Linked DNA regions of Mus musculus: regions 1, 2, 3 and 4 are each linked to region 5. A link is a loop called in an ENCODE intact Hi-C map of the cell type or tissue named here. Cell type or tissue: left cerebral cortex. All regions are shown on one strand. Links, peaks and the distances in the headings refer to the core of each region. The heading gives the core; the rest is flanking DNA. Region 1 holds the start of Gm39674 (a long non-coding RNA gene). Region 2 has its middle 13 kb from the start of Gm39674. Region 3 overlaps D630024D03Rik (RIKEN cDNA D630024D03 gene). Region 4 has its middle 6.3 kb from the start of Gm39674. Region 5 has its middle 12 kb from the start of Bod1.

Region 1 (6,155 bases), core at 671-5,670, 68 kb before region 5:
CTTTTCCTCTATTTGTTTTAGCTTCCAGACATGATGTGATAGCTTCTTTTGCCACGCGCTCCCAGCCTGATTCTGCCAAAAGCCAGGGTCGAGATGACTGCAGACCCAAACTTCCACCTCCAAGAGCAACCTTGCCACCTTTTAAGTTGATACCATGGATATTATTATAGTCACACCAAGCTGACTAACACAACCATCCTATTCGATTCCCCGTTCTGTCACTCCAGCAATCCTTGGGTGCCTTCTTTGGTCTTTTACAAGCTTGTTTTCTTCTCTGTGACAAGCTAGTGATTTCGTCCTTGTTACAAGACTGGCAAGAAGACCCAATGAAGTGTTCTCGGTGACACCTAAGGTGACAACTACCTTTAAAAGCTCTCCACTTAGCATCTGCTCAGAGCCCACCTGGAGATACAAAAGCTTTGAAGCTGTCCCAGCTGCTCCCATGTAGTGGGGGATGAGGGGGAGGCGCTCAATAGTCTCCTTTATATTCTACAAAGGAGAAGAGCCAAGCTGTGATTTCATTGTCTCCCCAAATCTCAGGGACTGGAGGCCTAACCGTCAAGGTCATATGTTGACTGAATTTGGAGTTAAGGTCACAAGGGGGTAATTAAAGTTAAACAAGCTCAGGAGGATGGAAGACTTGTGGTGTCATGGGCAGCTGGATGAAAGAGAGAGAGAGAGAGAGAGAGAGAGAGAGAGAGAGAGAGAGAGAGAGAGAGAAATTGAGAGAGAGAGAGAGAGATGAGCTAGTATAGCTGCTCTGCCTCCCTTGTTAGGATATGCAGGAAGAATCCTTATTTGATGCCTGATCTCTGAAGTCCTAGTCTCCAAATCTACTTGTTTTCTATAATGATTACCCAGTCTTGGGCATTTCGTTAGCAATAGAAAAAGAACTAAAGCAGCTATTCCTATGTTGGCTTGAAAATAGCTCCTTCCAAATTGGGTAATTTCCTTTGACAGTAGCTAAGGCAACTGGCCCACAGGATGGGGGCTATCTGACAGCATCATCCCGAGGGCTGGTGCAAGGGCTGACTCACTAATGAGTATAAATGCCACACAGTAGGACTTTAGCACCTCATGCAAGGGCAAGGGCGAACTGCAGGTCTCCACTTCCTCACAGGGATGCACGAATTGAGCGAGAGTGGGTCAGGGGTAGACAGGCATCCCTGGGAAATGGGTGAAGGCTGGTGTTAGAAGCAAGTGGGAGGGCTCTGCTTGGACTGTTCTCAGGGGCTCTCACAGCCTCTCTGTGACCACCCCGCCTTGCTGTGGAGGCAGAAGGAGCTGGCATTGCCATGGTAACCAAGCAGCATCAACTTCCAACTCACCTCTGAATTTTCTATAGCAACAAGAGCCCCTGATAACACATCTGGAAAGCAAGAGCCCTGAGTGGGAAATTATGCCAGGGATCTGCAGAGAGCTGGGGAGGAGTGGCCTTCTCTTTTATGCTTAATAAAAAAGCATAAGCAAAACCTCATTCAGGCCCAAGAGAAAACAATGCTACCAAGATGGAGGACAGGGATACTGTTTCTATGACATTCAGACACTACCAAGACTCAGGCTCTTGTTAGACAGTAGAACCAGGAGCTGAGAAGACTGTAATGATGGATCTGGTTATCAGTGGGTAGGTCTGGACAGTGGAGGTGATGTGGAATAGTTGGGTAGTGTAGGATCTAGCCCACAACTGCACCATCAAGAGATCCCTGAGCAGTGGGCATGGTCGCACAAAGAGGGCTGCAGCAGTGCTGCACTGTACAACCATGTCAGTGGCTGTTGACATGTGGGCCATAGAAAGTCTGGAGGTGGCTGGCCGGCTGTCCACATATCACAGCTAGTTACAGCACCCTTGGTTTTCGTCCACTAGATACCATCAGGATCCCCTGAACTGTGACGAACACAAATGTATTCTCAGAGGATGAACCTACTTCATCTTGAGAGCCACTGTGTGGTTGTGGTGGTAGCAGCTGTGGTGTGTGTGTGTGTGTGTGTGTGTGTGTGTGTGTGTGTGTGTGTGTGAATGGGAGTGTGTTATGTATGTGTGCATGTGAATATGTTTGTGAGTGAGTGTGTGTGTTGTGAGTGTTTATGAGTGTGTGTGTGAATGTGTGTGAGTGTGAGTGTTGTAAGTGTGTGTGTGTGAGAGAGAGTGTTGTAAGAGTGAGTGTTGTGTGTGTATGAGTGTGTGTGAGTGTGTGTAAGTGGTGTGAGTGTATGTGAATTGTGTGTATGAGTATGTATGAGTGTGTATGAGTGTGTGTAAGTATGTGAGAGTGTGAGTGGTGTGAGTGAGTGAGTGTGTGTGTGGTGAGTGTGTGTGAGTGGGTGAATGTGTGTGAATGGGAGTGTGTTATGTGTGTGTGCATGTGAATATGTGTGTGAGTGTGTATGTGTGTGTTGTGAGTGTGTGTGAATGTGTATGAGTGTGCGAGTGTGGGAATATGTGAGTGTTGTGTGTGTGAGAGTGAATGTTGTAAGTGTGAGTGTTGTGTGTGTGTGAGTGTTGTGAGTGTGGGTGTATGTGTATGAGTGTGTATGAGTGTGTGTGAGTGTGTGAGTATGTGAGAGAGTGTGAGTGGTGTGAATGAGTGTGTGTGTGTGTGTGTGTGTGTGTGTGTGTGTGTGTGTGTATGACTGGCTTGTTGGAAAAAGCAGAGGTAAGCTTAAACAACAGAAACAGAGGAAAGGGTATAAGGATATTAGTTAATATCGTTGTTGCTTCTCTGGCCCCCTCAATCCTGTTCTGGTCTGTGAGGCTGAGAGACTGTTTTCTTATCATTAGTATTGATTCCACACCTGCCCAGAGAGGGTGGCAATTAGCTCAGCCTGGCTCTCATGGTCATTCTTAGTGAGAGGGAGGCAGAATTCCCAGCCCACAGAAGCTGGAGGAGCAGTGGATGAAGTGGGGGGAAGCCAAAGTTGTCATTCCCCAGGGTAGCCAGATGCCCAGGACTCCAGAAAGAGGGTTGTGTGGGGTCAGCAGTGGATTCACCTTCATCAGAAGAACAAATACAATCAGAGGGATGGAGAGGACCTCAAACTCAAACCTCTGAAGGAGACAGAATAGAGATGGGCTCCTTGCTTAAAAGGGATGCCAGGAGTCTTGTTTACACTGCATTCTCCTTAGCATGGGGAAGTGAACTGTGCAGTTAATAGAGGTGACAGTTAAGGTTCTGTGTCAGCTAGAGGGGGCAGGCGTGGGGATGAGATTAACGTTAAAATGGACAAACACTGAAAAAACCTCACGTACCCTTCATAGTGTGGGTAGACCTCATCTAGTGGTTGAAAGTGGCAGCTGTGTTTGGTGGCTCATGCCTTTTAATTCCAATGCCTGAGAGGCAGAGGCAGGCAGACCTCTTGTGAGTTTCTGGCCAATCTGGTCAACATAGTAAGTTCCAGGACAGATGATACTACATAGAAAGACCATGTCTAACTAAACAAACAAACAAACAAACAAACAAACAAACAAATCCCCTGATGGTTGAAGAAGGCCCCTTAGAACAAAGGAGAAATCTCCAGCGTCAGCTAGCTGTCCTGAGTCTGCAGCTGCTGGTCCATCCTGCAGAATCTAGATCTCTTGTTATGGTTTGCCTGTGCTCAGCCCAGGGAGTGGCACTATTAGAAGGTGTGGCCCTGTTGGAGTAGGTGTGTCACTGTGGGTGTGGGCTTTATGACCCTCATCCTAGCTGCCCAGAGGTCAGTTTTCCACTAGCAGCCTTCAGATGAAGATGTAAACTCTCAGCTCCTTCTGCACCATGCCTGCTTAGAGCTGCCATGTTCCTGCCTTGATGATAATGGACTGAGCCTCTGAACCTGTAAGCCAGCCCCAACTAAATGTTGTCCTTTATAAGACTTGCCTCAGTCATGGTGTCTGTTCATAGCAGTAAAGCCCTATCTAAGACAACTCCCCACCCTCCAGCATTATAAGCCACTCTCTCTGTGTACAGCTATGTTCTGGGCTCACAAGGATAAGAATTCCACAGACTTCAACTTGCCACTTCCTGACTAAACACTAAACAGGACATAAATGAATTCAACCTCTATGTTTCTTGTAGGTGGAAGAAAACAAAAAACAAAACAAAACACCAGAAAGCAAAGAAAGTGGCGATCTCTAAGAGCACTGGGTGAGGTCTTGGAGTCAGACACAGGGAATGCTGGAATGCTACCCAGAGGCAATGGATTTACATAAGATCTGGGCTGCAGTGAGGCATGGCTCAGTCTGAGTCCCAGTTGAGTTGACTGGGCAAGTGGGGTACAGCATGAAGGTCTGACCTGCAGAGCAGCAATAAATTGAATCATTGGGAACTGGGGCAGCTGAGGGAGGGGTCAGGAGATAGAGATCCAGTCTGTCAGCTAAACAGCTAGGAAGGACCCCAGGAACAGAGAGGACTAGAAGGTTCCAGCGAACAGTGATGCATTCTTAATAGGATGTGCTTGGATGTGCATTAGTCCTTTGCTGTTCACAGAGGAGAGACGTCTGGAGCCCTGAATAACTGACAGTCCCTGATATAAAATGGCTGCCATCACACATGAGGTGACAAAGTCCTTTCATATAGGTCTTTGCATTCCTAACACATAAATAGCATGCAAATGGTTACAGTTTAGAAGAGGATGTCCAGAAAAGATCCGTCCACGTCTTCTATTTTAAACCTGTAATTCGTTGCCTCTGTGGAGGTGGAAACTGAAGATACGCAGGCAGACCATAGTGCATCAGTCTGTCAACAGGTCAATAAAATGAATTGGTTGAGTACCATTATCCTTAATCTTGCAGATGGGGGAAACTGAGGAAAGGCATGGGTGATGGAAAGTAGACTTCACAACTGCTTGCTCGCTGGCCCCATGATGTCCTGACACCAGATTCTGGACTCCTGGAGGCTGCATGTGAAGCCCAGCACGGTCAGTGACAGCTATGCCTGGTACAAGTGTTGTATAAAGGATACCAAGCATCCACTGGGCTTCCGGGCACCTTCCTTTCAGACTAGAGGTTCTGGGTTCCAACAGCATACACAGGAGGACAACCATCAGAGACCATGGACAGGGCCAGATCACATGCCCTGGAAAGACGCTAGGGTCTGGCTGCTGAACTATCGCTTATGAATTTAGAAGGACTTTGACAAACTACTCAACCCTTTACTGTTCAGCAACCTCATTCAAGATGTTCTTGATGATCAGGCAGGTCGATGTCTGATTTGACCTGATCTCATTGATGACTGGTCCCTACTGTGTGGGCCTCAAGCACAGACCAGGCTGCTACTGTGGTAGGTGTGCATCTAGCCCTTGTCTAGGCTCACAAACTCTTTAGTTGCCAAGTGATGAGTGAGATGGGAGAGTCCTTGGTTATAACTTTGTTACAACTTTTTCTCTGACTCTCTGGTTTCTGGCATAGTGGCTTCTGAGAGCCCCGGGGCTTGGCCAGTATCCCCAGCCTTTTGGGATGAAGAACAGACTGGAGGCTGGACTGTCCCAACAGCTTCAAAATGAGGCTGATCACCAACCAGGACAGCCAACAAGGCAGGTCTACTGTGTTAGAATGGTTAGCCCCACTGCCTACCCTCTGTGAAAATTAGAGACTGAGCTAATTACCAATGGTCAGAGGTATAATCAATCACTCTTGCCCGTGAAATGAGCCAGTGTAGTGCTGGGGGGCTGGGGAGGTGGAGGTCCTCACCCCTCCTCCAGTCCGGACCTATGATTTTTTTTTCCAGTCTGGCTGCCACAGAGGAGATGACTGGGAGAGAGTAAATGACAGATCTGCTTATTGCATGAACACAGGAGCTCTGAGCAGGGTGTCTTGCTCTAGAATCTGGACTACAGGTCTGAGAGGAGCGTAAGACCCTTTGTCCACCCCCTACTCCTTTATCTGGGCATCAGGTACTCATCTTATGGGTTAAGTTCTTATCTATGGCGTCTCCCATGCCATTCAGCCTAACTTGATTTCACAGTCACGGTGGCCAGTGAGAGATGCTTGCTGTTTGGGAAGGGATTTCCAGGTGGCTGCCCTGACCTTGTTCCTGTAACCCAGGAAGACTCCACTTCACCAGGAGCCTTGAGGCCCAGGATATCTGGCTGGAGGTCCTATCTCCAGTTAGTAATGGTACCAACCTTGACCACTTGAGTGTCTCCAAGGTTCTGGCTTGCCAAAGTAGTGCAGGCTTCTT
Region 2 (6,155 bases), core at 345-5,344, 80 kb before region 5:
AGCCTCGTCTATTCCATTAGAACGCATGTTTTAAAAGGTATCATACAGTGTATTTCTTTAAACAAATGAATAACGTCCTTGGGAGGCTGAGGCAGGAGGATTGCCATTGTTTCAAGGCTTTCCTGCACAACAAAGGCAAATGGCAGGCTAGCCTGGGCTACAGAGCAAGACCAGTCTCAAATAAAAAGTAAATAAACCAAAATTTCAACATTGTCAGTGTCTAATGTATGAATTCATTTTCACTTAGCTTCCTCCTGCTGAGGTGAGTCTGGGCAGTATTAACAGACCTCACAGTTACAGGTTGTTCTGAGGTACATTGGAAGGGGAGGTGCCGGGAAAGAGGAAGAGAAAGAATTCCTAGGGAACTTCAGACCATGGGATTCACCGCAAGGGCAGCCAGTAGGCCTGTCAGGTCAGCATCCAGGAACATGGCGGAACTGAACACAGGAGGAGGATGGGGGACTTGGAACATGGCATTTTCCCCAGAGAGTTTGCAGGTGACGGGGTTCTAAGCCTCTAACCCAAATTCTCCCTTTATGGCCTGTGGTTCCCCGGCACTGTTCTGAGATGGTGCCATTAACAAGGGCCAAAAGCTACTTAGCCTATGAAGGTAAAGCCGAGATAGGACAAGTCCCCAGGTCCCCGGCTGCCTTCCAGCTCCTCTCAGGAGCAGCTCAGGTTTCTGGCCCCAGTGAATGACTTACTAACTGGAGCCTCTCCAAGCCTATCCAGTTGCACTCCCAGTTGCTGCCAGTCAGGGGCTCTTGAGGAGGTCAGTCTTGGGGCTCTCTCCTGTCTGCCACCCACCCCGTTTGAAGTAGATCCAGGGGAACCCTGAATTTGCCAGTAGCTTTTGTTATTTCATTTTGCTTTTATTTCTACTCTGTTACTTGAGCAAATCACTGAGCCTCTTCCAAGCCTCAATCTTCCTATTAGTGTGGGATAAAAAGATACCAGAGGACGGAGGGAACTGAGTCACAGTGGTTTGCCCCATTCTTGTTCTTGGCTAGCTTGCGGTAAGAGCTTTGTAAACATTGGCTACTCTGATCAATCATGCCCACCCCTGATGGTTAAGGTGTGTGTCCCTCTGAGATAGAATTCCTTGTTCAATTGGAAAAGGTTGTCTTTGTCAAACCTCAATGGAGTAGGGAAATGGCGTATTGTCCATTCAGTTCTTCAAGATTTGGGCTTTGGGTCCAGATTAGTGATTTCTTCTGGATCACTGGCTGGTGGCGATGCTGAATAGAACCCAGGCCTTTGAGTGCCCATTCCTGCCATTGCTCTCTCTAGTGTCTTCGCATACACCTGACCCCGTTGTGCTGAGGACCACACCCACACACAGAACAGAGAATCATGCACGCAGCTGCTTTTATTTTTCTTTGTCCTACTCTCCTGCAATGCATTGTGGGAAACTCCTCTCTGCTCCAGGAAGAACCTGAGCCAATTAACATGTTTCTTGCTTTTTAATGTCAAAAAACCACATCATCATGGCTTCCTCTCCAAATATTTGGTTTGCCCTTAAACTTTAGCTCTGAGCCTCAGTCATGGCTGCTTTTCTTCCGTTCAAAGGAGAACAGAAAAAACATGTCATCCCCCCTGCCCCTCCACACGCACACATTCTCTCTCCCTCTCTGTCTCTCTCTCTCTCCCTCCCTCCGTCTCTCTCTCTCTCTTAGTGTGTGTGTGTGTACATGTTTGCAATGTGCATTGTGTGCACACATGCATGTGTATGTGAAAACCAAGGCAGGTATGTATGGACTGGGACCTCATCTCTGGACCAGAAAGACCAGAGTTCAAGGGCCAGCTCTGCCTCAAGCTGCCTTTGAGACCTTGGATTTCCCTGGACCCTCTCATTTGGGATAATTCTACTACCCTGGGCTCTGTCAGATATGAAATGATTGGCAGTCCCTGTCTGACATAGTGTCGGTTACCATGAGAAAATTTCCCTTGGTGGCATTTAAGGAAGGTCCAATCCCCCTGTATTTCCAGCTTTCTGTTATCAGGACAAGGTACCTGAGCTAATCAGCAGAGGTTTCCCTGCATGGCAACGGAAATATCTCAGGAAATGCAACAAATGGACTCTCAAAAGGATCTCGGAGCTGGCTAGAGATGCCAGGTCTATTGTAATTAAAAGGCAAGTTCAGAGACTATGTCCCTTCACTTCTATTGCTGTGATGAAACACTAAGACCAAAATAAGAATTTATTTCAGCTTGCAGATCCATCACTGGGGGTAGCCAAGGCTGGAACCTGGAGTCAGGAACTGAAGTAAAGGCCGTGGTGGAATGAACGCTGCTTGGTCCTCATGGCTTGCTCAGGCTGCTTTCTCGTACAGCCCAGGACTGCCTGCTTGGAGGCAGTGCTGCCCCCAGTGGGATGGGTCATCCTCTATCAATTAGCAATCAAGAAAATGCCCCACAGACTTGCCTGTGGGCGACTTGATAGACAGAAGTGTTTCCTCAGGGGAGGCTCTTCTTTGCATCCAACTCTAGCTTGTGTCAAACTGACAAAAACTAGTCAGGGCAGCAGTAAAGCCAAGCCAAGTCAGGATGGGTTCATTATAAGGCTCGTGTGAGCTATCTGGAGGAGGCTGTGTTGGTGCTTACCACAGATATCCCCTCCACCTCCTGAACCTGCAACAAGGCCTCACAGCCAGCAAAGTGGCAGTTCTTCACCCAGACCTGGAAGAGAAGCCACGATGGGCCCTTGGCATGGCAGATGCAGAGACTCTCAGGAGTGCAGAGCTCAGCTGGTTTTGCCAGGACAACTGGTTCAGTGCTCTGGGCCCCTTTCTTCTCTCTCTTTCCTGCTTTGATAAGAAACTTCTGAAATGAACAGCTTTATTCAAACTGAGGGTCTGGCACCAGATGTGTACGCTGAGGGCATATCATAACTGCCCCCAGGTATAGTTGAGGAGCAGGTTTTTTATTATCCTACCTGACGTGTAATGATATCTGATTTTAAAGCTAAGAAGTGTTTATTTCTGGAATCTTCCATCCACTAATTTTGGACTGTGGTTCACCATGAGTAAGCCAACTCCTATAAAAGGAAAACAGGCGAGAAGGGGAAGCAACTAGGACAAGAATAGTGACTGTGAGCATCAAAGGCCCCGACAGGGACCTCTTGTGTATGTTCACTTGAAAGAGCAGATGACTGAGGAGATTTCAAACTTAAGTCTACCTGACTCTTTGCCCATAGCAACCTACATACCCACACATCTACCCTGCTGGCTTCAAGTGCCAACTGCTGATCCCCAGGGATCCCACAGTGTTATTCATAGAGGGCATCTGAGGACTGCTGGAGCAATCCCAGAGAGCTTCCTAGAGGAGGTGGGCCTGGAGCCTCCCAGGATGAAAGACTAGGATTCTGTATTTGTGGCTGGATCTGCTGCTCTAGCAATGATAGTGGGTCAAGTACTCTAGTCATCACTAGAACCTGGGGGAAAGAGACAGACCTCAGAGAGAGATTATAAACTCTCAATGCACAGATCAGGTGGGAGGCTCCAGTTTCTGCCACTTACAAGCTGCCGGATGGGAATAAAGTCAGGCACTGCAGAGCACGATCGATGGTAGTAGGAATTGAATTAGAACACACAACACAATATATGCTCATAAATATGGCATGCTTTTAACGAAGACATTCATGAGAAATTGGGTACAAACCATTTTCGAGAACAATGTAGCCACTCAGAATTTTAAAAATGCACATACCTCTAGTCCAATGCTCCCCCTTCGAGAGCTTAGCCCTGGGGCTAGGGAGAGAGCTCAGTTGATAAAGCTTGAGAATCTGAGATCAAATCCACCACCTCCCTGTAAAAAACAAGCCAACCAACAAACAACAAAACCAAGCTCAGATGGCAGGGGTGGGGCAGAGGCTGGAAGACCATGCTCACTGGCTAGCCAATCGGTGAGTTCCAGATTCAGTGCGTGACCACGTCTCAAAAAAAAAAATAGTGGAGAAGCAATTGAGGAAGACAGCTGCGGTCCACCTTCCCTCCACATGCCAAATGCATGTCTACACATGTGCATAACCTCTATAATACTCACTAACACACACAAAAGAATTTAGTCCCTGCTCAGGCAAGGGTGCTGAGGGGGCAGATCAGGGTGCTAACAGCAAAACCCTAGGAGAGGATCAACTCAAAGGTGTTGTCAGGGGACTGTCAAGTCCACCAATCAAAGCATCGGCCACAGAAGACAGTGATTGCATGAAGTTGTTCCAGGAGACATTCAGGGCACAGATACAGAATGAGGACCAAGATTTATTGTCATGCAAAAAAGCAAGTTGGTCAAGAACTGTATACATCTAAAGTCATCTGCATTTGTTTTTAAATAAAGGCTTAGAAATAGTCTAAAAAGATTCTTGAGCAACTCCTAGCAGTGACGGTTCTATGGCATGGCCTCTTAGCCAGGCCAGTTCTGCCATGCAGCTTCCCTGAGAGAGCTGGCCATTTCTGTGGCTATGGCAACAAACAAACAAACAAACAAACAAACAAAAAACAGTGGCAGGATCACTGGCATCTAGGGGCTAAGACACTTCCAAACATGGTAGCCCCAGCTTCCAAACACAGTAGCCCCAGCAGCAAAGAATCGTCTTGACCTCGAGTGTACCTTGACAGAGGCTAAGAACCTTCAGGCGGTTCAAAGAGGAGGAACAGGGTTGATCGTGGATATGAGACTATTTTAATCTCCTGTGTCTGTGGCTCCTGGAAGCAGCAAGAAGAAAGCCTTGCTCTGAGCAGTAAGATGTGAACTGCAGGCATGCAGCAGAGGCTCAACACCAGTCCTTGCTCTGAGCTGCTGTTTCTGCCTCTGCAGAAAGACCTGCAGAGACATCTCCTCATAGGGGCTGCCTGCCTCCGTACCTTACCTGTAGGTCACCCCACAGGGGCCACCTAGTGTGGCGGAGAATGTGTGGGAGCGCCTTCCCAAGCCCAGCGCCAGCAGAAGCAGGAAAGCATGTTGTACTCTGGGACCCTGGAATCTGCCTCCAAGAGGCAAGAGGCTGAAGTTCCAACATGGCTTCTTGGTAAATAGGTAAATATCCTGTAACAATGGGCCTGCTGAACACTAAACAGAGGTGTGCCCACCTGGGAACTATATATATGTGTAGAGGAGTTCCCATCTTGCCTCTTTCTAGAGAACAATCCCGTCTGCTGGGGAAAACACAGATTCTAAAATGATTGACAACGAAATCCATGCCTAAAATGTGGTGGTTTCAATGTGTCTTTCTGAAGTTCAAGTGCTATAAACTCACCCTGCCTCCCCACACCACCCCAAATTTATATGCCAGTATCATGGGAGGTGAGGTCTCTGGCAGACAATTAGTATCAGATGAGGGCCTGAGAGTGGTGCCAGCAAGACAGAACTGATGGCTTTAGAAGAAAGGGAAGAACCAGACTGTGTTTTCCCGTCTGTCATGAGGTGCCATGTACCATTCAGGAGGCAGCACAAGGCCTTCACCAGATGCCAGGTCAATTCTTAGACCACTCAGCTTCTGGACTGTGAGCCAAATAAACCTGTTCTTTTAGAATTACCAGACTCGGGTACTTTGTTACAGCAACAGAAAACGGACTAAGAAACAGGGATAGTTGCTACTGGCACCTTCCTGCACATGCATTTTATGCAACTTCATTCACAGATATTGCAAATGTCACTGTGGAAAGAGATGAGGGGTGGGGGGAATTAAGAGTCTCATAACTCTAGAGCCTGGCCATCTGCCTCTGGGTAACTCTGACAATTGAGTCCCTGACTAGCTTGGGAGGCAGCAACAATTACTACCAAAATACGCGTCTTCTGGCCTCCCACCCCCACCCGTGCACACACTGGTTATTCTTATGCTGAAGATGAAGGGTCCCTAGCTGCTTTTCAGAACTGGGGCACATCTGATAGAGACATTCTGAGTTTGGGTTGTCACATTCTTGCCTGAGAAAGAGTTCAGCAACTTCACTTCCCCTGCGAGCGGGGCCTTGAATTTGACTTTACAAGTTTCTGGCAGGCATGGTTAAGGTGGAGCAGCTAAATGTCCTATGCAGTACTTGAGACTTACTTACTCCTTAAAAATTACTTGTTATTTATCTGAAATTGAGCATTTAATATTTTCATTTGTTTAAATCTAACAAGCTGGAGGTCCAGGCAGGAAGCGGGAACTCACTTGC
Region 3 (6,155 bases), core at 556-5,555, 130 kb before region 5:
TCTTAGGGATTCTCTCACATCAACAAGAAATGCTTCCTTTTCCCCTCCTGCCTGGCGACTGGGCACTCTCCCCATCAGACAACATATCAAAATAAGTCAAAACTGAACAATGGGGAAGTTCTACTTCAGCCCATTCTGACAAACTACATTAAGTCATAACACCTGGTGTGTGAATCCATTGACAAGAACTTGGCAGAGAGCTGACAAGAGTGCTCATAGCCCTTGAACCAGGCTGGATGACCCGGAAGTAATTCCTGAGGGGCAGAACTGTCAGGTGTATGTTTGTTGTAGTGATGCCTGTGATAGCTCCAAATTGATAGCTGAGAAATCAAATGACAGGGAAGGGTGAGTGAGATCACAACACCTAGAAGCAGGATGATGTCATGCAGCCATTAGGAGTTATGGGAAAATTAGGCAATCGCAAGCATCAGGGGTGCTTGGACTGTGATGCTCAGTCACAAAGGTGGAAAGTACCAACTCTTCTTTCTACAAGTTCTCAAAAAACCCCTCTATTTCTGCCAGCCAGATCCCATCTTCATGATCCAGGCCTGTTCCATCCTCTCAGCTTGCTGGTCTTGTGAGCTAGAGTCTTAGTACACAGCGCTCGTTGGTGGAAATGTCCACATCTGGCTCTGTTCACATCTGTTCCCTGCTGCCTTGTACTTAATAAAGACGTGCTAAATTCGGGAGTCAAGGGAAGGAGTTCAGCTACTGTTCCAAGAACACTAAACAGCTGTACTTGTGACCAGCATAATTCTGCATGTATTATTTTGCATTATTTTATCCTGAAATAATATATGCGATTGATACCATTGCTATTCTGCTCGTATTCATGAAAACTGTAGCTCAGAGGATCTGTCAAGGGTTCAAGTCGGTCTAAGTCTGTGCACTTGTTAAAGGGAAGAGAGAAGATGGGATCTGAATCCAAGTCTGATCGGGTCCAATTGCTTTATTTCAAGCTGACTCTCTCACGTGCTCTCTCTCTCTCTCTCTCTCTCTCTCTCTCTCTCTGTGTGTGTGTGTGTGTGTGTGTGTGTGTGTGTGTGTGCACGCACATACTTGTACACCTATGACAATACTGAGAGGGAGAAAATGTGGCAAAGCAAAGCTTGATATATTTCTCTTGAGCAAGCAGGCAGATTTTCCCCTTTTGTATTTTTGTTTGTTTGTTTGTTTGTTTTTTGTTTTTTGTTTTTTTTTGAGACAGGGTTTCTCTGTATAGCCCTGGCTGTCCTGGAACTCACTTTGTAGACCAGGCTGGCCTCGAACTCAGAAATCAGCCTGCCTCTGCCTCCCAAGTGCTGGGATTAAAGGCGTGTGCCACCACACCCGGCTGTATTTCTTTAAGTGTTAGAGTATGCTGCAAAGAGAAATATCCAGCTAGGTTCCAAGGCTTTGTGGAATTCCCAGTAGCACTAAGTGTCTTAAAGGAAGAGAAGCCATGTTGGTCATTGTGGTTTGAATAGGTTTGGCCCCCATAGACTCATGTGCTTGACTGCTTGGCCATAAGGAGTGGCATTATTAGGAGATGTGGTCTTGTTTGAGTAGGTATGGCCTTGTTGGAGGAAGTTTGTCACTGTGGGGATAGGCTCTGACATCTCCTATGTTCAAGCTCTGCCCAGTGTGGAATCAGAGTCTCCTCCTGGCTGCTTTCAAGATGCAGAACTCTCCGCTCTCTCCAGCACCATGTCTGCTTGCACGCTGCCATGCTTCTCCCCATGGTGATAATGGACTGAACCTCTGAAACTGTAAGCCAGCCTAATTAAATGTTTTCCTTTATACGAGTTACATTGGTCATGGTGTCCCTTCACAGCAATGAAACTGTACCTAAGACAGCCATTTAATCCCCTTTCTGTCTTCTTGTCAGGGCCCAAGAGGACATTCAGTCCCAAGACGTGTTCATGGGCAAAGCTTGCCAATGTTGCAAGAAGCGGCTGCTGTAAGCAGGCAGGCTGCAGACCTTTGCACACGGCACTGCCTCTCATAGGCAGGCAACTTAAGTGCTCACTGCCTATGGGAAGCTGTGCTGTGCTGTCTGGAGCTGGCTGAGGCAAGGCACGTGAGCTTGAGTGGAGCACGTGCAGGGCCACTGTCATTATGGAAATCCTGACTCTGAAGGCTAATTCTGCGTCTAAATGAGTTGAAATGAAATGCAAAGAACACATCCATCACTCCAGTTCACCCTTGTTCAGCCTCGCATCTCATTACTGTGCTACTCTGCCTATGTATTATGAATTAATATATTTAATAAATTCTGTAATTATCTTGTGAACAGTGCACAATTATATTGCTTTGTGCTTTGTTTTCAGTATTGGAAGCAAATATTTGGTAAATGTAAATGTTTATAATTGGATTTAATTTTCCAAAACTTTGCTTAAGCATGCTTTTTTTAAAAAAATAAAAAATTCTTCTTTTAAAAATCCTCAAAACTTGAAGATCCCCAGACTCTTCAGATTTTGAGAAATGGAGACCCAGGATCCAAGCTTGCCCGGGACATGTGGGAAGGATCTTACTCTCTATATAGAAAATCAAATGAAAAGAGGAAATCTGAAAAGAAGATGTAAGATATAAAGCCTTGTTCCAAAGGCAGTGGGGAACTTCTATTTAAAAACCCACTTCTTCCCTAAACCCCACAGAAATGATCATGAGTTGGAAGCGGGGATACATTTATAAAGACAAAGAACATGAAGGTGTGGCTGTGTCAGGAAACCTCTGTAAAGGGAGAAGCAGGTGGCTGAATAGTAATGTGTTTGCCAACTGGAGGAAGCAGTCACCTAAGAGAAAAGCCAGAGTTGTCCAGAATTTGACAGGAGTTAGGAGTGCCAATGGTTGTGTGCCAGGGTGAGGAGTAGGAGACAACAGAAAGGGCAGAGGAACAGGAGGAACCACCAGCAGCAGCAGCAGCAGCAGCACCCACAGTACATCCCAGTCACCACTGCAGTAGCAGCAGCCCCCACAGTACCACCATAGTCACCACTACTGCCAGCTCAGCCATAATGGCTGCAGGTTAGACCCCTAAGACCACCAGTAGCTCTACCACCACTACTACCAGCTCACCACCACCACTGTCACCAAAACCATCATTGCTGCTGGTCCCATCAGTATTACCCCCATCAGTATCAACACCACTCAGACATCACTCCTTCACCCTGACTGGGACTCCAATCACATGTCCCTTCCCTGTCATAATAAGATCCAGGGTGCTCTTCCTTGGGGAAGGTGAATTAGTGGTACTAGGTGCCGTGCTGCATAGGAGCTATAAAGTACAAAGCTGTATTTCACAGGACTATATAGAGTGAAAGTATCCCCACCAGCTGCTAGGGGAATAGACTCCAGGCAGGAACCTGAACAACTCCTTAGTAGGGAAACTAACAAGAACAAACCTAGCTCACCATGTTTTAACCCAGTAGTGAGACTGGTCAACCAACATGCCCACCCAGGAGGCTGTAGACAGCTTCTCCACCTCCAATTAGAAACCTCAGCCAAAGTCAGTAGATAATCACAGCCTCCATCAGCAGCTCCACAACAATGAGGAAGCAGATGCGGAACCCAAAGGTGACACCGAGGATTTGGGGAACAAAAGAAATCTCCCAAGGAAACAGCCACCTAGCTGCCTGGGTCAGGAATGCAGAAGGCTGGCTGTTATATGTGGCCCAGGGTTGCATCTCAATGTTTAGGCCAAAGATATGAAACATTAAAGACAAGTCTTCACCATGTGGGGCTCTGGGCAAGCTGTGTTTTCATGACATCCCTGGATCTAAAAGAAAATGAATGATGTTTTTGTAGTAAGTGGTTGCTGGGGCCCTCTTTCAATTTATAGCAAAGTCATATATCAACTGTGAGTGTGCCTGTGCATAAGTGACAGAATCTCACCACTGCAATGCTCCAGACCGTAAAGCAACAGCGTGCGTGTGTGGGTGAATTGTGGGCTGGGGAGAAATCTCCATGCCGGCTTAGTTGCTGGGGTGGCTCCATGCGTAGGAAGAACTCTTTGCAGAATGGCAAAATTCCTTGGGTTCTGAGCAACAGGGAACTTTAAAACAGAAAAAAGATCCACTATGTACTTGCAAAATGCTAGCTTGACTACTTTCCGTACTCAAACCCTCTGAGGCGGAGTTCAGAGTTAGCTCTAATCTCTTTTAGTTACTCATCTGAGAGACCAACGGATCCTCTTCACTTAGAACCTCAAGAAGACTCTCATTTGCATAATTACAATTTCCATTCTGAGTAACTGGAATGTGCACGGAGAGGAAAGGAAGGCGTGTGTGCTCCTGCCTCCCCTGGGTGCAGGCTCAGGGCGAAGAGAGAGGCTCCTTCCTCTCCTCTCTCGTCCTTAGGGCCACTCTGGTCCTCTAGGTAGTATAGCTGTGGTACACATGATACACATTTGTCCTTTAACCTACATGAAAGGAGAGGCCATGGACGTGTAGGTCAGAGAGGAGATGTGATCTTACAGTTTCAAAGAATCACATTGGTTGTTATTTGGGATATAAATTGTTTAGAGGTGAGTTTAAGTCAAAGACAGGGAAAATACTTATTAGGTACCAGTTATTAGCACAGGTTGGCTATCAGGGCTTAAAACAGTATGGCAGTCCTAGGACTGGATGAATAGATTCGAGGTATGGTGTAAAGGCTGACCAGGCAGGTTTTGTTGGTGTGTTGACTGTGAAATATGAGAGGAATAGAAAATAAAAATGGCACTAGGGTTTTTGTTGAAGCAATGGGAATCTCAGTTGCTAGGTGTGGTGGTCTGAATAGGCTTTGCCCAAGGAATGGCACTATTAGGAAGTGTGGCCATGTTGGAGTGGGCGTGGCCTTGTTGGAAGAAGTGTGTCACTGTGGGGGTGGGCTTTGAGACCCTCCTCCTAGCCATGTGGGAGCCAGTCTTCTCCTGTCTGTCTTTGGATCAAGGTATAGAACTTTCAGCTCCTCCAGCTCCATGTCTGACTGGATACTGTCATGCTCTCGTCTTGATGAAAATGGATTAAACCACTGAACCTGTAAGCCAGCCCCAATTAAATGTCCTTTATAAGAGTTGCTTTGGTCCTGGTGTCTCTTCATAGCAATGGAAACCCTAACTAAGACACTGGGTACAGGCTATTTATTTTGTGTATGCTAGACTCACCTATTGGAATGTTGAGTTAGACATCCTGTGACAGCGTGGAGTAGGAGGACGATATTGAGTCCAGACTGAAGGGATGGCCAGGTGGAGTCGGGACTGTTCTGGATGCATTTGTGGTAGGGGATGCCAGAAGGCTGGCTGGGGTCTCAAGGATGAGTGGGAAGAGAAAGGAGGTCATTGCACCTTGAAGTACAGAGGGCAGGCAGGCAGGGGACAGGCCACAGAGGAGACTGAGGTACTTGGAGGGGAAAAGAAAGTCAAATAAGTGCTGTCCCTGGGGACAGGTGACGGCAGCATCTCAAGGAAGAATGATCAGTTGTGATAGCTGAGGCGTGCTAGGTAACAGGAAGTCACTTCAGGGTTAGAAAAGGAACTTGACTTGGCTGGGACAAGACCAAGCTTACAGGCTTCTTCCTTTTGGAGTAGGAGCCACTGGCTCTTTAAAGCCCCGCTAGCCCCGCTTGCTCTGCTTATTCCAACAGCTGTTAATTTAGCACTGGAGATAACAATAGGGAATATTTCACCTTCATCCTGTGTGTACCATGTGCAATTGTAGGGGTTCCCGTGAGTACCCTACAGGACACTCAACAGCCACCGCAAGAGACAGGAAGACTCGTTCACATTCATGTGGGAATCCAGGATGTAGCACAGGCTTCTCATCCTGGAGGTCTGGATCCGTCCCTCCCTTTCTCCATCATTCCTTCTCCCCCTCCTCTCTCTCTCTCTCTCTCTCTCTCTCTCTCTCTCTCTCTCTGTCTGTCTGTCTGTCTCTTTTATATAAAAGATGGTAAAAATAGCCTCCTCTAATACCTAGTCTGCCATAATGATGGTCTCAAAATGTGGTGTGTTTGCTGGCGTTCCCCATGCAGTGCCCAACCTGCAGACCTTCATCTTGCCACCATCAACCCCCAGGCAGCTCCTCCTCACTCCCTTTGCCCAACTCTGCAGCAGTTGCCACTCCATTTTCTGTCTTCATGAATCTAGTTTAGAGACTTCATTTAAGTTGGAACAATGAGGTTTTATCTTTATTGTT
Region 4 (6,155 bases), core at 821-5,820, 60 kb before region 5:
TGAGGAGGGCTATGCCACACCTGCTTGTTTTGATGTAATGGTGTCTTCCTGTGCATGATGCATGGAAACCAGATCCCCTAAAACAAAACAAACAATCACCTTTAAAGTGAAGATGAGAAGTACTTCCGGGGCAATGTTGTCACTTGCTGACAGGTGGTAATGCTGAGAAGCAGAGGGACAGATGAACGCCTGGTATATGGATGTATGTTAAGACCACAAAGCAAGTGATCTAGTATGTACACATGTTCACATGCCCATATGTCCTAATGAATGAGCACAGTGTTTCAGACCTTACAGGCATATGGACATGTGTACATATGGATCAGTCCCTGGGTTCCATGGTGCAGTGGAGTGACTTTGCTAATACACTGTACATTCCAGAGCCCCCAGAAGGCACGCTTTGAAGGATGCATGGTAGAACCGAGGGAAGTGCTAACACAAACAGCCAGAGACTCAGGGGATGATTTAGTCCTCAGTTAAAGATTTAATCCAGACCACCGATGTGCATTCCCACCCATCCCTTTTATCGGAGGTTAAAGTGTCTATGGAACCACACTGATGGAAATCCACAGGTGTCCATATTTTTGTATCTATCACATATGTAAATCTTAAATCGGATACCTAACCTATGATTGCATAAACACAATAGCTTTGAATAAGGCTAAGCTGTGGGTTTTTTCCCCCCTTGCATTAAGTGGATTTAAGGGTGAAAGTGTATGAATGGCAGGAGGCCTAGAGGGCCTAGCAATCCTGGAATGTAGGACGCATTGCTTCCAAAGGCCGAAGCATGTGGCAAAGCTGAAGGCAGTCCACCAGGTGAGGGAAGCCACAGCACTTGGTGACCTGAGGAAGGAGGTCAGTCATACTGACAGCAGCTGCTGCGTGCACATGTGTGCACAAGTGCATGAGCGGGTGAGAGTGGATCTCACATGCACACGTGCACCTTAACCTCAGAAGCCTAAGCAAACAGACCCTGGACTTTTGCAGATGTGGAGCCTCACTGACTGGCTGCCAGAGGCCCCGGGCCTTCTATCCCTGCCAGCCGGCAGTGTGGGGGCAGGTAGGTTATGGGGATGCAGAAAGGCTGAAGGAGCACCTCAGACCCTGTACCACCTAAGAGATGCTAAGACCCCAGGAGGCTTCGGAGAACACATGGGAAGTAGTGTTTGCAGTTTGCAGTTGCTTCTGTTGGGCAATGGGGCAGTTCCGGCCCCCAGCCACCTCCATACACACAAAGCACTGCCCTGCAAGAGAACCTCAGCAGTAAGTAGTTAGCCAGGAGCAGTTCTGCACTGGAGTCACCCCGACTTCTAGGCAGCCTGGGGAGGGGGATACCAAAGAGCAAAGACGGTAACAGCAAAGAGCAAGACATGTGACTTCCTGCAATAACCAGGCCACACCTACTAAAATACAAAGTACAAGCACCTTTTGATGAGGTAACCCCTTGCAGGGGGTATCGAAGTCTATGCCATTTACTAAATTGCAGCACCGTGCCTTGTGGTAAAGACCCGGGAAACAACCTTCACATGGCCATCAACACCTGGGAAACAGTGAAATAAATCCTGAGTCACCCACACAGTGGAAAAGTGTGTAGCTAATCAAAAAGGTTAACGGTGCAGTCATTGATCTTAATTAATGTCTTAGGAGTTTTTTAATTGAGACCAACAATAAAATAACACCAATAAAAGAATCCTACCTTTTAGTAAAAGATATAAAACAAAAAAACAAAAACGAAAAAACAAAAACAAAAAAACAAAACTAAAGCCGTATCTTTTGAGTGTGTCTGACTTTGGGAATTAATTGTATAATGACATGGGTAGGAGATTATTCTTCACATATATACACAACCCCCAAGGGTCCAACATAACTCTCTCCTTGTCAGCAGAATGACTGTGAAGCAGCATGCATTTATCAGGCCTCACACTTTGAATTTTGAGTTGGAATTTTCCTGGGCTTGCCATGTGAATGCTCATTGACGCTGACAGCAGAAATTTCCAACCAACCACACAGTCATGAGGGGAAATTGTTCACACAGTACCTGCTCTGGTGGCCTGAGCCTTGTTCCTGTTGGGTCAGGAGGATTAGCGCCCACAAGGAGTTCTACAGGTCCCACCAGGTCAAAAGGGGCGTGACAAGAGCGTGTGTATTCTCTCAGACTTAATCATTGTCTCCCCTTAGTTATGCAAATAAACGACCTTGGGCAATTTTACAGGGAGATTTAATAAGGAATGAGGTTAAAAGAAAGAAAAACATAAGAGTCCGGGTGCGGGTGGTGCAGCCGGGAAAGTGAGTCCCCAGGCTGAAACACAGAACAGCCGGTAGTAAGACAAAGCAAGGTAGAGAGAACAATTTTAGCTCCAGCCCAGGCCTGAATGCCTGGAGAGAATCGGCCCAGGGAAGACCCCTCAGCATCCCTCAAGGGGTCCCCAGGGGCAGATGAGTCACCAAGGAGCACCTGCAGAGCAGCAAGATCAGAGCACAGGAAGGCACAGAGCTGGAGGAGCCAGCCTGAAGAGTGGGAGCTTTTTCTCTCCCTGAGCATGTTCAAGTGAGCTCAGGACGCCCTGGTCATGGACGCCAAGTGCCCCGGAAGTACAAATAGGTGCTCCCATCCCCCTCCAGTGGGGAATGTTGGTGGAGTGATCCCCTGGCATTTTTTTAAGTCCTCAAACAAGCATGCACCTCAACATGTCTCCTTCAGGAGCTCCTGTAATCTGGTGCCAAGAGACATGTACGTGTATACAACACACTATCTACACAGTATAACGCATAAGAAAGCAGGGCTGTGTTCCTCCAATAGAGCACCACAGGAGGGAGAAAAGGCATCATGCATACTTGGACACTGGTAGGAGGGAGGTAAAATTGTTAGCATCCTACGTTCAGTCTTCCCTGCTCCTCCGTTTTCTGTGGGATTTTAGACTCAAAGTAACAGAATGTCCCATAATATCTGATAGTTCTCGAAGTGGAGAGTTAGTCACACTGGAGGTCGGATGAGGGCCCATATGCCGCATCCTGACCCCCACTGCGACACCTCTGGGAGAGCTACAGATCATAGCAGAAGCACCCATAGCAGCACAATGGCACAATGTGGACTTTAGTTAGCAGGAGCAGAGGGAGGCACTGGCCGGATGGCTCTCTTTGTTTGCAGGGTGGGCAAACAATGGCTTGAAAGAATATCTCAGCTAGTCATTACAATATACAATCAGGTTTCCTGTCTGAATCCAAACAGCCACTCTGACCTGTCTTCCCTCCACCACGGCACCTGGAGCTGGCTGTAGCTTTGTGCTCTCTCCTTGGGTGCTCTGCTTGGCCACAGTCCACACCCTTCTTTTTTGTGTGCCTGACACTGCAGCCTGTCCACACCGTGTTTTTCCACCAAGCTGGAGCCTCTCCCTCATCTGTGTGACCTGCCCTGTCCTGCAGGCATGCAGTTCTGATTCTGCCTCTAGGGAGTTGCCCTTTCAAAAAAAAAAAAAAAAAGTCTTAGGAGAGCAGGCCATACTCATACGCATACGCATGCGCAGGGGAGCAGGATGCACAGGGGAGCAGGACCTACCCATACGCATGCGCATGAGCATGTCCTTCCCTCCGTATTAACTAGAGCTGAGTAACTATGCTGCTTCATTACACTCAGAATTATGTCGGCAGATATTTTCCCTCTTAAAATTTCCTACATCTGTTTGGAAATAGGAATCTGTATCTACTGTTGTTAGCTGGGCCATTTCTGTAGCTCTTAACCTTTCCCCTTGAATCCGACATCCCTTCTCCAGGCAAAGACTCTGACCTGGCCATCCCCTTCGCTTGGGTGGTTGCCCATTCTTTCTGCATCTGGGAGACCAGAGCACTAACTAAGCTGTTGGCAGGAGAGGAGGCAGAGCTCTCCACCTGCTGTTAAACCCAAGCTCTACCCCATAAGAGGAATCACAGCTCTGGGGGCTGCCAAGCCACGCAGGACGCCCTGCTTCCTTACACTTTGTTTTTTCAGCCAGGTGGGGAAAAAGCACAACCCCCACCACTGTCCCATGCCAGCTTAGGCGTGGGGTACACTCTCATTTCCTCCTCTACACTCTGGGAGACCAGTGAGACGAGGTGCTCCCTGTGAGCAGAAGTGTCCTTTAGTCTTTAGACGGCACATTACCTGCTTCATGGGGGTTGGAGGGGGCGTACATACCATTCCCTGCCAGTAGAGACAGTGCTAGGCTTCCATACAACTGGCTATAATCTTCTTCCTCCTCTCATGGGACTAGGCCTTCTAGCACTGGGAACAGGACCCTGTGACACAAAACCTCTTGAGTTACTGTTAATTAACTCTACATCTAGACAGGTATTGTGTTTCAAATGGACAATTTGCTCCTTATGTACTCATATCTGTAATATCTATCCATCCATCCATCCATCCATCCATCCACCCATCCATCCACGTTCAACCTCTGTCTGCCCTCTACCCATCTATCCATCCCTCCACCTTCCATCCATCTTCCATCTGTTTATCTTCTACCTATCAATCTATTCACACATCCTTCCTTTCATCCATTCATCCACCCATCCACTACTCGCTCCACCGTCCATTTATCTTCTACCTAGCTCTCTGGATGCTCATCTAGAGTTAGATATCTGATCAAGTATCTTCACTGCCACCTGCCCAACAGGTGTTGGAGAAAAAATGGACAGCGAAATCACACGGGACCTCTGACCTCTGTACGGCTGACCCCCTGTTTGGTAGAGGACACTCGTAAATTGATTACTACAAATGAACAGAACGTGTCTGTCAACTGTGACAAGGGCAGTGTGAGATAAATCAGCTGCAGTAGGAAAGCTTAGAAAGGGGGTTTGATCCTGCTGTGAAGGACAAGTTCTGCCCGGCAAACAAGAGCAGGCAGCACTGAAGGAAGGAGGGTGAAGCTCCAGTGAGCAGCTGTAGAGCATAGAAGCTGTACCCTGGAGACCTTGGCCAAGACAAGCAGCATTGGACCTCTGACCTGGATCCCAAATGTTTCTTTTTCATTGTGTGCACAGACATGCTCAGTGGTATGTATGTCTTATGAGAGCCTTTTCTCATTCCTGGTGCCCTAGATTTCCAGTTATGTAGGACACGGGGTTAGCACTGCCATGCACAAACACCCATATGCAAGGAGTCATGGAGACCTGGGTTTCTGGGTTGCTCTCCCCAGCACAGGAGGGCCGCACCCAGTATCAGCCCTCACAGCTGTGTACCGCACGCCCTGTATTTCTTTGTTATGATTTTTTTCTCTGTGCTGAAAATTGAACATGCGGCCTCACATATGCTGGGCAAACATTACAGTAACCATGCCCCATGCCAGACTTTTTTCTCTTATGTCCCATATTAAGTCGCTCATGACTGGTGAGTGGTGTTGCTTTCTCAGAGAAGTGAGATAATCCCAGCATGTTTAAAGGTAGCTTTTCCCACTCACACACTTAGAGAGATGAAGCCCAGTCATGATGCCACAGTGTAAAAGCACCATGGAAGCCTATCTCTCCTTCATGCTGGCCTGCCTCACATCTTGGGACTCAAAGGGACCTGAGAGGCCTCAGACAGCTGGCTGACTTAGCTGCCCATAGCTTCCAAAGGGGCTGCCTCTATTTGAAGAAAGAGCCATTGAGGCAAAGGGGACTGTGACCTTGGCAGCATTGTCCAGCTGGGCCCTGAAGACTCGGTAGAGCTGTCCAACCATCAACAGCCCCTACACAAAGCCTCTGATGACCCAGCAGTCAGAGGTGACCCCCAGAGGTCACCAGCTTCTGGCCAAAGAGAAGGAGCACAGATCTGTTAACCCTTTCCCATGGACCACCCAGGAAAGTGAGGGAGCTCTGAGCTCAGAAAGACAACCTCAAGGCCCACTGGGAATTTATCCCAGGCCTTTGGGGTCAGGCTTAGATTCATGTGTAAGCATCTGAGGCCATGTGGCTGACATTTGACTGTCCCGTGCATCTTTGCTTAGCCTTCAGAGTGACCCTCTGAAAGCAATACCATTAATATCCCCAGTTAGAGGGGAAGGGAGGCTCAGGGACGTAAAGTGTCTTGCCCAAACTCACACACCATCTGAGTAGTAGTAGAACACACCTCTCTAGAGCCAATCAGCCATTTATCCCTTCAGTTGGTAACCAGAGGTTGCCACATGCCACATGTCAGCCAT
Region 5 (6,155 bases), core at 495-5,494:
CGGCTTCCCGGCTCAGAAGCAAATGGTGCAGAGCTTCAGCACAGAACCAAGCGCTTTCTTTATTCCCTGCTTGCTTTGCTGCATAGGTTACTAACAGATACACACATACTCAGGGTGAGTTCTACAAATGAAACATTTTTCTGCTTAGATGAAGACTTTGTGGGATTTGCTAGCAATTGAACCCAGGGCCTGGCACATGCCACATCTCAGCCCTCATTAAGGACATTCATAACTGACCCTGGCATGTGTGTGCTCGCAAGTGTGTGCCAGCAGAGAGACCTCAATTACTGCACAGTGCTCTGACATCACTTCCTGTTACTACTAAAATGCCAGCAGTTTTGTTCACTAGCAGAGCAAATACCAACAAGATGAAAACTGTAAATAACACCCCAGAGGCAGAAACCTAGTTGTGTCTTTTAGGAGACTTGAAGGGGTCTGGTGTTCCCCTGGATATGCCTATCACAAATGGAGAAACGTTACTCAAAGGGAATGGACCAGTTTCTGCACCTCCTGAAGCCTGACTGTGGGCAAATGTGATCGATCACTCATGGTGTGGTGAGCGCTGGAGATACTGACATGCTTTGGGCTGCAAACCTTGGCAGAGCCTTCACAATGTAGGAAACTTTTGAAAATGGATCCTGATTGTTGAGGAGCTGCTCAGCAAGAAAGGGAAGCTGAACCTTTATGTTTTGAGCTGCACAAGGGTGGGGGTGGCTCCTAACAAACCAAGACTTTTGGAGACTCTCCAAAAAATAACGATATTCACATCAGGATAGTATCAGGCATGTCATTGAGTGTTCATACTGTATAAAACTGAAGCTCAGAGTTCATCTATAGTAACATATCTCATTGTCTCCACAAGCCTGTGAAATACGGATAATTTGCTCAGAGAAGTTGAGAAACTTGCTCAAGGACACACAGCAAATCCATAGGGAAAGTCAATATAATCTAGGCTTGTCTGGTTCCTAAGACAACATTGGTTCTCTCTTCCCTCCCTACGTCAGGAGAAAGAACACCAGCCTGGCACCTTTGCTCAGACCTCAGATTTTGTCTGGGATACGGCTGGGGGAGCTCCATTCCCTCCCGGCAGTCTTCCAGAGCTCTGCCTCCACTCTGAGACACACTCCCACCCACCACAGGCCCAGTCCTATGGTTGTGCCTGAGCAGTGACCAGACTCTGATGGGAGTCTAGTCATCTTTGGTCCACAATAAAACCGGGTGATCCTGCGGTGTCCTCTGTGCTCTGCTGTGTTCGTCCACTTAGACAACCTCCACAGCCTGCTGATCCCTTCCCAAGGCTGGGGGCTCTCACATCTAGAGCAGGCAAGGACCTTGGTTCCTGCTTTTGCTCTTGGAGCTTCACGTCTGGTCCCTGTAAAATGGGGACATGAGCACGCCACCTCAAAGGGTCGTTGTGTCACATTAAGGTGATGCTTAGAAGTGCCAGGCCGCAGGAGAAACTGAGTCAATGAGCACAGCTCCTGCTAATTTTGCCATTTTAAGCCCATGGAGTAGCTTGAAACAGTATGCAGATATGCACCTTTTTGATTTTCCTGTAGACAGGTCTATTCCTGGAGGCTCACTCCCACTGGGCCTTCTGTGTATGCTCTGTGCCTCCCCTTTTTGATTTTACACAGCATCCCTAGGAGGGTTTCCTGATAAGGTAGACCATTCCTTTCTACTAGACACCTGGAAAGCATCTTCCAGATGTGGCTGCTGTGTGTTGCAGCCTGCAAGAACTAACTGAAGCAATGGGAAGTGGGAAGTGAAGGAAAGACTGATCTGGAAACGCTGGGATCAGGTGGCCTGTGAGCTCAGATGGAGACACACCAGCAACAACCCACTTAGCACACATGCACAGCAAGACCAAGGAAGAGGCAGGTTAACTAGCCTATGTGGGAGGTCTGTGGGGGGGGGGAGCAGCCTCCATCCAGACTCACTCATCTGGAAGGAGGAATCTGCAGTTGAGAGTCTCTGCACACACTGATATTATTAGTTAAAGGCCAACCATCCGGTAATGTTCTACTTGGACCAGGGGAAGAATTTGCCATTCCTCTGACCCTGGCTAGGGGAAGGCCTTGTCATCTCTGTGGGTCTGAGGCACTGGGGTCCTTGACACGGCCCAGCCCGCGCTCATCTCAGAAATACACATTCATTCAGGATATCATTCACTCCCCACACCACACCCAATCTCCTCTTTTAAAATGGCTTCCTCTAGCCCACTCAGAGCCCAGTCTCAGTCAGGACTTGGGCCACGCCCTTGGCTGCACCCAGTTACTCTTGGAGGTCTGTCTCCAGAGCCTGGGGAGAAGAAACTCTCATTAGGAAGGGGGCTGCCGAGAGGGACGGCACTCCATTCTTTTCTCTTTCAATCATCTCGAAACCCAGAAGCCAAGGGAACTAAATGTATGCTCAAATCAGTCTGTGTGACACTGAATTGCTACCATTCTCTAAAGAAAAACAATCAGTGCAGACACCGCACCGTAGATCACACCCACAGCCCCTGTTGACCTAAAGTCCCTGAATTAAATTCCCCCAGTACTATTACATTACAGCTCAAAAGCCATCTAGTGTGGGGTGATTCATAAAGGAAAAGAAGCAAGATGTGGAGAAAGAGGTGGGAGAGAAAGAGGGAGGAAAGGAAGGAATAAAGAAGAGGAGAGAAGAGGAAAGGAAAGGGGAGGAGAGAGGAAGAGGAAAACGGATAAGAGAAGGAGAGGGAGAGGAGAAAGAAGAAAAATGGACCAGGAAGTGAAAGGAAGTCAGAGGAAACAGAGGAGGCAGAGATGGGGTGAGGGGAGGGGGCAGGGAGGAGGAGAGGGACGGTGGCTTGTGCTCTGGGAAGGGAGGTGGCTTAAAATAAAATGGGTTTGACATCAGATGGGGCACATAAATAGGGCTCTTTTTGCAAACACAAATTCTGTTTTCTAATCTAAAAAGAGATTGCTCTGCCACACACACCTCCTCTCTATGCCTGCCTCACCCAAGATGTAGGCACACTTGGCTTCATCAGATGTAAAAGACAAGTGGCACCTATTCCAAACTCTGCCAGGCGAATCTCCACAGAAATCTGGCAACAGGGACAAACCCTAAATAGAGGCAAGCTAGGCAAGCCAGGAATACTTAACATAGTGTACATACACTGTCATTGTGAGGCACACAGCAACCTCGTCTTGGTGTTTATAAACATGAAATGGTCTTCAATTCTGTCTTAGTTAGGGTTTTACTGCTGTGAACAGACACCATGACAAAGGCAAGTCTTATAAAAAAACAACATTTAATTGGAGCTGGCTTACAGGTTCAGAGGTTCAGTCCATTATCATCAAGTTGGGAGCATGGCAGTATCCAGGCAGGCATGGCGCAGGAGGAGTTGAGAGTTCTATGTCTTCATCCAAAGGCTGCTAGTAGAAGACTGACTTCCAGGCAACTAGGGTGAGGATCTTATACCCACACGCACAGTGCCACACCCATTCCAACCAGGTCACACCTATTCCAACAAGGCCACACCTTCAAATGGTGCCACTCCCTGGTCCAAGGATATACAAACCATCACAAATACCATCAGGACTCCGTGGCTAACCTTAGAACTACCCAGATTTCAGACACTCTTGGGCCAGCCTCCATATGCAATAATGTGGCAAGGAGTGTTAATAACAGAAACTCTCATGTTTCACAAGCATTCTGAGTATTTATTATTATCAGACCTGCCTTAGCAAACTGCATCTGACCATGTCCACACCTATAGTATATGTTCTGGTATGTTCTGGTCATTTCTCTGTGATTCAACATTATGTGTTTATTCTGTGCCTGTTAACAAGTCCCCTAAAAACACTGATATCCCCAGGGCCAGAGAGATTTTTCATTGTAATCAGCATAGATCCTTGTATTTATCAAATTAGCTCAAATGAATGAATGAATGAGACATTCAATGCCTAAATTCTTAGCTCCCTTTCCACATAATGGAATTTCATAATTCATATTTCTACTAAAATGTCCCTGGCTGCCAGACTCCATGAGTCTTGCCAGTATGGCCATGGGATGATGGCTGGACCCCTAGGAAAGCTGTAGGACTCTGATGGTCATAGCTTGACCAGGAAAGGCTTGGCCATATATGTGAGCTTTTCCTAGGAGACTGGAGAATGGGCCCACTACTGAAGTCATCTGGCCACAGCTTAGCCAGACTCAGCCTGGGAAAGCCAGCAGCAGCATGCACTCTCAGAAGGCAACAGGAGAGATTAGCCTCCAGAAATGCATGGCTGAAGGTTGGGGAGTCACCTACTGCTATGGTTTGACTGTGAACCCAGAATTCATATGTTGGAAACATTCTCCAAGTCCGTCTGTTTATGATTTTAGAAGTGGGGCTATCCTGGTTTGGTTTCTCCTGTTGATGTGATTAAAAAAAAAAAAAAAAAAAAAACAAGGACCAAAAACAACTTGGGGAGGAATGTGTTTCTTCTTACAGGTTATGGTCCATCATCAAGGGAGGTCAGGGTGGAAGCTCTAGGCAGGAGCCTGAAGCAGAAATCAACGTAGAAACACTGCTCACTGGCTTGCTCTCTCTGGTTTGCTGTCTTAGGGTTTCTATTACTCATAGAAACTGACCATGACTGTAAACAACGTGGAGAGGAAAGGATTTATTTCAGCGTACAGCTCTCAGATCATCCTCCATTGCTGGAGGACGTCAGGGCAGGACTCACACAGGGCAGGAACTGAGGCGGGAGCTGACACAGAGGCCATGATGAGGCTGCTGTCAGGCTTGCTCCTCATGAGTTTCTCAGCCTGCTTTATCTTAGCACTCAGGACCACCATCTCAGGGGTGACACCACCCATGCACAGTGAATTGAATCCTCTCATATTAATCAAGAAAGTATACCACAGGCTTGCCCACAAGCCAATTAATTGGGTGGGAGGCATTTTCTCAATTGAAATTTCTCAATGTTCTAAAATGGCCCTAGCTTGGGTCAAGTTGGCATAAAAGTGCCAGCATACTGGCTCAGTTACCCTTTTCATACAATTCATGCCTACCTGCCAAGAGTTAGCACTGCCCACAGTGGGCTGGGACCTACATAAATTAGAAATCAAGGAAACGTCCCATAGGTGTGTCCACAGCCCCATCTGATGCAGGCGATTCCTCAGTCGAGAGTCCCTCTTCCCAAGTATTTCTAGCTTTGTGTCAAGTTGATAGGGGCCTTTATTGAAGAGGTCACTTGTAAGGGCGGGTCCTCCAGGATGGGCAGTACTGTGGCTACTTTCCTTGGGACCTTTCCCTCAGGGCCCAGTGTGGCCAGTATCTTGTTATTTAGGTCCCAGCTCCCATGGCACCTCCCAGGAGAGGCCTTTCCAGATGCATCTGTGCATCTGTTTATCTCCCTGGCACAACGTTGAAGTGGACTTGGCTTGTTGGCATTGGGGTTGCTGCTGACTGGAAAACTCCAAGGAGGAAGACTGATGGTTTGTATGTGCTCAGCCCAGGGAGTGGCACTATTGGAAGGTGTGGCCCTGTTGGAGTAGGTGTGTCACTGTGGGTGTGGGCTTTAATACTCTCATCCTAGCTGCCTGGAAGCCAGTATTCTGCTAGCAGCCTTCAGATAAAGACATAGAACTCTCAGCTTCTCCTGTACCATGCCTGCCTGGATGCTGCCAAGCTCTAGCTTTGATGATAATGGACTGAACTTCTGAACCTATAACCCAGCCTCAACTAAATATTGTCCTTTATAAGACTTGCCTTGGTCATGGTATCTGTTCACAGCAGTAAAACCCTAACTAAGACAACTATACCACTCTTCCTTTCGGGGCAAGCTCTGTGCACAGGGCAGTGCATGCCAGGCACTGGATAGGTATGCATGAGTGAGTTTGTGGGTGGTTACACACATTCGGTTGAGTGTAGAGTTCACAGCTTCCCAAGGACCAATCACTACCAAGTCAAGTGTTGTGGGAGACTAAGCTCTGACTATATGACTTTATATACAAGATCTTGCTGTACCTACCACCCAAACCCTGAGAAGTCACATGACAATTCTATACGTAAGGAGGCCATTCAGGGAAGCTAAGCAGTGTGGTCAGGGCCCTAGGGGAGACAGGTGCATGCAATTTAGCCTGTTCCTTTCTAGCTACTTAATAAATAAATAAATAAATAAATCTTGTTGGTCCTCCAG

Evidence for each region. Peaks named below come from ENCODE experiments on the same cell type or tissue, not always from the same donor. Only the 100,000 strongest peaks of a DNase experiment are listed, where the experiment ranks them.
Region 1: a loop joins it to region 5, with 4 times the contacts of the local background. A loop is called at or near these places in 8 of 42 quality-filtered maps.
Region 2: a loop joins it to region 5, with 4 times the contacts of the local background. A loop is called at or near these places in 8 of 42 quality-filtered maps.
Region 3: it touches region 5 in a loop (5-fold over the local background); 2 of 42 quality-filtered maps call a loop at or near these places.
Region 4: it touches region 5 in a loop (4-fold over the local background); 5 of 42 quality-filtered maps call a loop at or near these places.

The regions. Positions count from the first base shown.
Region 1 is chr11:31,748,915-31,755,069 of GRCm38, reverse strand. Gm39674 (a long non-coding RNA gene) reads left to right here and starts at 3,774. Exons shown (of 3, transcript XR_872342.3): 1 at 3,774-3,812; 2 at 4,769-5,255; 3 at 5,384-5,617. In left cerebral cortex, for the core only: a CTCF peak has its summit at 3,273; DNase peaks (open chromatin) are centred at 1,028 and 1,227; H3K27ac peaks cover 1,215 bases.
Region 2 is chr11:31,761,022-31,767,176 of GRCm38, reverse strand. No RefSeq gene overlaps it. Among named protein-coding and RNA genes, the nearest start is that of Gm39674, 13 kb to the right of the region's middle. In left cerebral cortex, for the core only: no CTCF peak of the experiment used is centred there; a DNase peak (open chromatin) is centred at 3,140; H3K27ac peaks cover 1,543 bases.
Region 3 is chr11:31,814,105-31,820,259 of GRCm38, reverse strand. All of the region lies in intron 1 of D630024D03Rik (RIKEN cDNA D630024D03 gene), which reads left to right. Among named protein-coding and RNA genes, the nearest start is that of D630024D03Rik, 7.4 kb to the left of the region's middle. In left cerebral cortex, for the core only: a CTCF peak has its summit at 3,583; DNase peaks (open chromatin) are centred at 2,034 and 3,971; H3K27ac peaks cover 2,127 bases.
Region 4 is chr11:31,741,936-31,748,090 of GRCm38, reverse strand. No RefSeq gene overlaps it. Among named protein-coding and RNA genes, the nearest start is that of Gm39674, 6.3 kb to the left of the region's middle. In left cerebral cortex, for the core only: CTCF peaks have their summits at 2,799, 3,916 and 4,119; DNase peaks (open chromatin) are centred at 2,875 and 5,348; H3K27ac peaks cover 1,809 bases.
Region 5 is chr11:31,681,195-31,687,349 of GRCm38, reverse strand. No RefSeq gene overlaps it. Among named protein-coding and RNA genes, the nearest start is that of Bod1, 12 kb to the right of the region's middle. In left cerebral cortex, for the core only: no CTCF peak of the experiment used is centred there; DNase peaks (open chromatin) are centred at 1,129, 1,618, 1,776 and 3,017; H3K27ac peaks cover 2,580 bases.